Regions from separate parts of the Homo sapiens genome. Here region 1 is linked to region 2. A link is a loop called in an ENCODE intact Hi-C map of the cell type or tissue named here. Cell type or tissue: CD4-positive, alpha-beta T cell. All regions are shown on one strand. Each heading gives the region's core, and the rest is flanking DNA. Links, peaks and the distances in the headings are about the cores only.

Region 1 (3,357 bases), core at 265-2,764, 52 kb before region 2:
GCATCATACTTAGTTTATAGGCCATATAGATTCCCACCTGGTTTAGCTGCTCCTTGAAGTGTTTCTTTATCTATAGTAGTTAACTGCTCTCTTAAATCCCTGTCGAACAGACAGGATTCTTTAAAATTCTTCTCCTCTGAAAGGTGATCTACAAAAGATAAAATGTGTTCATCTACAAACAACCATGGCATGTGATTAGTTCAGCGTTTATGATAAAAGTAGCTTCTTCTAGACTCAAAGTGAGGAGTTAGGGAGGACTTGGGGGAAAAGTCTAAATGTCCTACAGAACCTCAGTGTTTTGGTGTTTTATTGTTTTTGTTTACTTTTTAAAAAATCTAACAAATTCCTGGGCAACCCACCCATAGCTGAGGCAGCATTTCTTACACTCGAGCGTGCATCTGAATCACACTGGGAGGGCTTATGAAAACACAGATTCCTAAGCCCCACCCCAGAGTTTCTGATTCCATAGGTCTGGGGTAGGCCTGGGAATGCGTATGTCTCACAGATCCTGAAAGACGCTGCTTCTGTGGGTAGAGGACCACACTTAGAGAACCTCTCTAAGCCCCAGCCTACTTCTCCACTTGCATAAAATAGAGATAATGAGACCTACTTCACAGATTGTACAATGTTCATGAAAATAATTTTTAAAACACGAAGTACTATAAAAATTTTCTTGAGTTGCGAGGACAAGATAGGAAAATTAACCACACTGAAATATTCAGGTATCAGTAGAGGGATTGCAGAATAGTTTAATAGAAAGAAGACAGTCGAAAATGAGAAATATTTGCATCCTAGCTCTGCCCTTTGGTGCCTGACTCGTTTGCATATGGGACCTGTCAAAGGGCCTGAGTTTAGCTTGGAGAAAATCGGGAGGCCAGCATGGCCTGCCTATCTTTGCCAGATGCAGGATGGCCTGGGAAGAGGCTGAGAGATGTTTTGAGAAGCTCTGGGGAACAAACTAGAACCAATGGGTAGGCGCTCCAGGGAAATCTGTTTGGACTGTTTAGCATTTAGAAGGTGAGCTATCAAAGAGGGAATGGGAAAGGATGAGAAGTAATGAATCTCACACCCCGGAAGACTTCAAAGCAGGCTGGAGCCCCCAGCTCCAGATGGGAGACCTCCAAGAGCTGGAAGTGGGGGCGGGGCAGCTTTGGATGGGTTTGGTAAATCTTCCTTGGCCTTGTTCACAGAGAGATAGAGAACTGTCACAATAAGAGTTTGCGACCAGCCTGGGCAACATAGCAAGACTTCATCTCTACTAAAAATAAAAAAAAAAAAATTAGCCAGGCATGGTGGCGCACACCTATAGTCCCAGCTACTAGAAAGGCTGAGGTAGGCAGATGGCTTGAACTCAGGAGATCAAGGCTGCAGAGAGCTATAATCACACCTCTGCACTCCAGCCCAGGTAACAGAGCGAGACCCTGTCTCAAAAGAATAATAAAATTAAACAATAAAATAAAATAACAGAAAATTATCACAATATGATTAAGACCATCATGTGGGTGTCTGATAACAGTCTCATGAAGTTCTAGGTATTCCTGGAAAAAAGAGAGAAATTTGTTCCTTATTCAACTTGGCTTAGAAAAGAGAGAAAACTCCCAATTTAATAAGACTGATAATTAACTTGACTTTTGAAATGCAACATGTCAAATCCGACTCAGATTAATAGCCACAGACAGAAAGCCCTGGCGAGCATGGAGTTATCCACCAGGGGGCGCGCTTGGCTTGGTCTTCCACAGAGCTGCAGCAATGGTAGACCTGACACGGGAACACATTTTCACTCTCTTTCTCTACCAGAGGCAAGAGCCACTGCCTATTCTTATCGTCAGTATGGACGTAAGTTTTCATTTACCTAAGGTTCTTTGAAGAATCTGAAGGCGTCTTTTATGTTTGATGGTTTGTGTTTGATCATTTCTTGGATTATTTTTTTGTGGGAAAAAATAAGCACAATTATCAAATTTTTGACCAACACAGTTTCATTTCCAGATTTCTTTCCAACTTTAGAACTACTAACTATGACAGGAGCAGCCACCCATTACAAGAGCAATTCTCCCGTCCTTCCATGGTGTAGGCTCAACCCAAGCTGCCAATCAAGCATGTGCTGGGCTTGGTAAAAACCTTCTTAAAGGAGTGCAGAACCAAGAAACTCTGACTTTGTGCTCAAGAAAAAGTTGAAGTCTTTCATCTTCATGATTCTCTATGTTTTGGAGACTCTAACATTGACGTGAGCCTTTGATTACATGTTAATAGCATGTTATTGCTAGGACTGATGCTATGTTCCATTCAGTGGACCTATGATCATCAGTAGCTACAGCTGCTGTCCACAGACCTGGGCACACCTTTTAAAAGACACTTCACTTCCCAGAATGGTCATTTCCCCACTCCTCCTCCTATCGAGATGTTTTCGACCATTGGTTTTTTTGTTTTTTGTTTTTTGTTTTTGAGACGGAGTCTCTGTCCCCCAGGCTGGAGTGTAGTGGCCCCATCTCGGCTCACCGCAACCTCCACCTCCTGGGTTCAAGCAATTTTCCTGCCTCAGCCTCCCAAGTAGCTGGGATTACAGGGATACGCCAGCACACCCAGCTAATATTTGTATTTTTAGTAGAGATGAGGTTTCACCATGTTGGCCAGGCTAATCTCGAACTCCTGACCTCAGGTGATCCACCTGCCTCGGCCTCCCAAGTGCTGGGATTACAGGCGTGAGCCACCACACCCAGCCTTTTTTTCTTTTTTTTTTGAATGGTCACTACTGCCAAGGAGGAGGTGCAGACAGTGTGGTCTGGAATTTACTGTCCCTGCAGAGTAGCCTGAGAGCAGCTCCCACCCTCTGAAGATGGATCTGATCAGCCCCCTCAGCTGGCAGACGTGAGCTTTGTCACTGCCTACAGTTCTTCTCAGCCCTCTTCTTCCCTCACTCTTCCTACTTGGAAAAACCCTATCAAGGAGATCAGCCTCTTGTTCTCCCAGAACTCCGTGCGATTACAACGTAAGCACTTTTTAAAGACCTTCAATGTTAGCATGTTTATATCTAATAGTTATTTACCGATTAGATTGACTCTCCTAAGAGCTGTGAGCTCTTGGAGGACAAGAATGCCTCACTGAGCTCTCTAGCTTCCAGCACAGTGCTTCCCACTGGGTAGGACAGATCAGTAGTTAGGTCTTGAGTGAGAGAATGAATCTGGAAGAATCTTGACTGCAACCTCATGGGGGACTCTGAGCCAGAACTACCCTGCTAAACCTGTCTTGCTAGGCAAGACTGCCGGGCATGGTGGTGCGTGCCTGTAGTCCCAGCTACTCAGGAGGCTGAGACAGGAGAATTGCTTGAATTTGGGAGGTGGAGGTTGCAATGAGCCAAGA
Region 2 (3,357 bases), core at 359-2,858:
TCCAGTAAGGATGAACTATCAGGCATAATGAGGCTTGAGAGTGTCAAGACCCTTAGACAAACTTACCAACATGCACTCACACACTGAAGATTTGAGGCAGCTTACACACTATTGTAGGATATATTAAGCAAGTGGATAAAAAATAGAGGTGAGGTACTTACAGATGCAGCCTACTATTCTCTTGTTGGAGATGGAGGGGACTAAATTAGGGTCTTCCCTGGTGCCTGAAGCTCCCTTTGGGGCCAGTACATTGTATGGGTCCTGAAGAAAAAACAAAAAACAAAACAAAACAAAAAAAACAAGAATTGAACCATTAGGCCAAATAAGCCCTACCTTCCAGAAGCTCAGGGGACTGTTCCTACAAGCCAAGTTTCCTGTATCAAATACTCCCAGAGAGGAGACCACTATGAACACATCCAAGGCCATAAGTTACACAGAAGACACAGAAGGGAGTTTCTCCTTACCAGTCCCTTCTTTGCAGCCAGCATGATCTCCCTCTCCAACCCAGTCGCCTGCTCTTCATCAGTGGGAACACCACCTAAAGGAAGATAACGTGAATTATGACGCTGACTGAAATGACTGATAGAAAAACTACAAACAGAAATGATCAAGGAAAATGGTGCCCCGAAACTTCTGTATAAGTTTTAGCGGGCTCACAAGCTCCTAAAGGCTACTCATATCCATGGTCCCCTAAGAACCACCAAGTACCCATCCACACAAGCGGCAGCACTCGGGGGAGCTTTTTTTTTCTTTTTTGAGACGGAGTTTTGCTCTTGTTGCCCAGGCTGGAGTGCAATGGCGCGATGTTGGCTCACGGGAACCTCCGCCTCCCGGGTTTAAGCGATTCTCCTGCCTCAGCCTCCCGAGTAGCTGGGACTACAGGCGCGCGCCACCACGCCCGGCTAATTTTTGTATTTTTAGTAGAAACGGGGTTTTACCATGTTGGCCAGGCTGGTCTTGAGCTCCTGACCTCAGGGGATCTGTCCGCCTCGGCCTCCCAAAGTGCTGGGATTACAGTTGTGAGCCACCGCGCCCGGCCTATGAGCTTTTCTTTCTCCAACCACCGAGGCAAATTTGTCGACATTTGTCTAAAAGCATGTAGAACCCACTCTGCTTGAGGTGGGCGCAGGTTTGAAGGGAGGCCGGACCCCTCCCCATCCCGGTGGCAGCCCCGGTCCCTCCCAAGGTCACCCGGCACCTCCGTTTAGGATACTTTCGCAGCGGAGTGAGTTCGGGGAGCGGCAGGAGCAGCGGTCCAGAATTACAGGGAGATGCCTGCAGAGCCTGAGGCACTGGGGACCGTAAAGCGGCCACTGGGACCTCGAGAAGCTGCACGAGCCGCGCCGCTTTGCCGCCCTGGGACCACCCTGGGAGGGCAACACTCTGGTCCCTGGCACGCCCGGAGACCCGAGTACCTCCAGATGCCATGGAGCGCATCGCGGCCGCGCCACTGGGGCCGCGAGCCCTCAGGGCCTGCGCGGCCAGCGTTCCAGCTCCGCGAAGTAACCTTGAAGCCATTGCGTCCGCGACTAGCAGCAAAACTTCCGGGAACAAGCTGCAGAGACAGGAGGGACTTCCGGGGGCGGGCTTCTTTCTCCTCTCGGTCAGCTTTCGGCTTCCTCCCAGCCCTCGAGCCCGCCCACTCCCAAGACTGTGGCGGGGGCGGAAATTGCGCATGCCCAGCTCTGCCTCTTTCTGCACCGCGTAGTGGCTGAGGCTTGGGGGCGGGGTTGCCTTTAATAACGCTGGGAGGTGGGAAAGTCTTTTTGGTCCCTGGAGTTGAGCGGCTGAACCACATTGGAGTTCCTGTGGGTCTGGCCCCGTAGTCGTGTTCAGCAAACGTGGAGGCTGCTAATGGAAGCTATTAGGTCCCCGTCTGTGAAGAGACTTACTGAACCCCAAATGATTTGAATTTAGAAGTGGGCTCCTAAAGATCACTGCGTTCCTTACTAGGCTGGTTAGTGGCAGGGCTGGTTCTGGCAGTGCGTGGGCCGTCGCGAGCGTGTCGCATTGGACGGGACCTACCTGCAGTCCTGGCCCAGTTTCGTGTTAGAGTTGTACTGTGTGTGGGAGGCGCGGAGGTCCCGGCCTGGGGAGGAGGACAGGGCCGGGGGCGGGACCCCCTACCAGGACCAAGGCCCTGGTGATGTGAAGGAAGTGGCCACTCTTTTTCGAGGCTACTAAGGGAGGAGGAGCAGGAAGGGGAGTTGATAATAGGAAATGGAGTTAGAGCCTGCTGTGACTGGAGTTCCTTGTTTGAAACGGAAAACATATTCCGTCCATGGCTTCCCGTTGCCCATAGGCTAAGATGTGCAAATTTCTTAGGGTGAGCTTTAGTCAGTATAGCCCTGTGACAGGCTAGCTGCATGCGGTATCTGAGTTTCCCTACCAGATAGAAAAATCCCCTTAGAGTGGGAATTAATGCTCATCATTGAATCTTCAATGCCTTGCAGAGGTCTGGTATATAGTAGGATCCAGTAATTTTAGTAAATTTACTACTTGGATAGAGTATACAAAACCAGTTTATAGGGCTTTTCCTGGCCCAGTGAGGTCAATTGGAGGCAACATGGGGAGAGTTGAAGGCTTAGGTGCTCCCGCCTGTCTCATGCAGGCTACGGTATTTTCAAAAGGACGTGGTGGAGCGTTGCTTCACAGGAGCACGTCTGGTCTTCCTGGGTGCCCCCTCCACCAATTAAAAAAAAAAAAAAAAAAACCCTGTATTCTAAGGCCAAAATTTCTTTAAAGGTGGTTTTTGCTTTGAATGGCTTCACTGTTACTCCCTTCTCCCTCACCTCCACTGCAACCCCTCCAAGTTGAATTGGGCGAAAATTCTGAGGATCTGTAGTTAATTTGCAACTGTGGTTAAGGTCTTAGGCAGGAGAAAAAAGCATTGGTCTGGAAAGTAGCCCCACCAGCTAGTTCAGCTACTTTTTATCCTTTGGGCCGCCATTTCTACATCAGTAAAACTGTCGTTCAACTAGGTTAGTATTTCCCAAAGTGTATTGCATGGCATCCAAGTCTCAAGACATGATCTCAAGAAAAAGGACTTGGTCAAGACAGGGAGGGCCTGCATTTGATGACCACCCTTTTGGAGATGGACACTAGCATAATAAAGGCTCTGATTAGGCTTGCAGTAAAGACCTCTTATTTAATTTACCTGCAGTTTAAGCCAGAGTTTCCCTGTCTTAATTGACCACAAAATCCTTTCTGAGGAACACCTACTAACTTGCCCCTCAGCAAACCAGTGAGGTATTCAGCTCTGATATGTTATGATTCCCTGCTGCCTGACCAGAAGTGGTTTACTCCAGGCTATAAAATGGAAATTGAGTTTAGGCTTCTCACTCTCATAGTAGGCTT

The links. Hi-C counts contacts between places; a loop is a spot of excess contacts. Peaks named below come from ENCODE experiments on the same cell type or tissue, not always from the same donor. Only the 100,000 strongest peaks of a DNase experiment are listed, where the experiment ranks them.
Region 1: a loop joins it to region 2, with 8 times the contacts of the local background. A loop is called at or near these places in 25 of 110 quality-filtered maps.

What each region holds. Positions count from the first base shown.
Region 1 is chr2:97,695,817-97,699,173 of GRCh38, reverse strand. C2orf92 (chromosome 2 open reading frame 92) reads right to left here. Exons shown (of 8, transcript NM_001351368.2): 6 at 38-148. Among named protein-coding and RNA genes, the nearest start is that of ZAP70, 16 kb to the left of the region's middle. In CD4-positive, alpha-beta T cell, for the core only: a CTCF peak has its summit at 1,695 (motif pointing right); a DNase peak (open chromatin) is centred at 1,733.
Region 2 is chr2:97,644,248-97,647,604 of GRCh38, reverse strand. It overlaps COX5B (cytochrome c oxidase subunit 5B), which reads right to left and starts at 1,543. Exons shown (of 4, transcript NM_001862.3): 1 at 1,416-1,543; 2 at 465-538; 3 at 162-261. The coding sequence starts at 1,518. RefSeq lists enhancers at 1,439-1,618, 1,799-1,848, 1,651-2,585. In CD4-positive, alpha-beta T cell, for the core only: no CTCF peak of the experiment used is centred there; a DNase peak (open chromatin) is centred at 1,644; H3K4me3 peaks cover 2,132 bases; H3K27ac peaks cover 1,861 bases.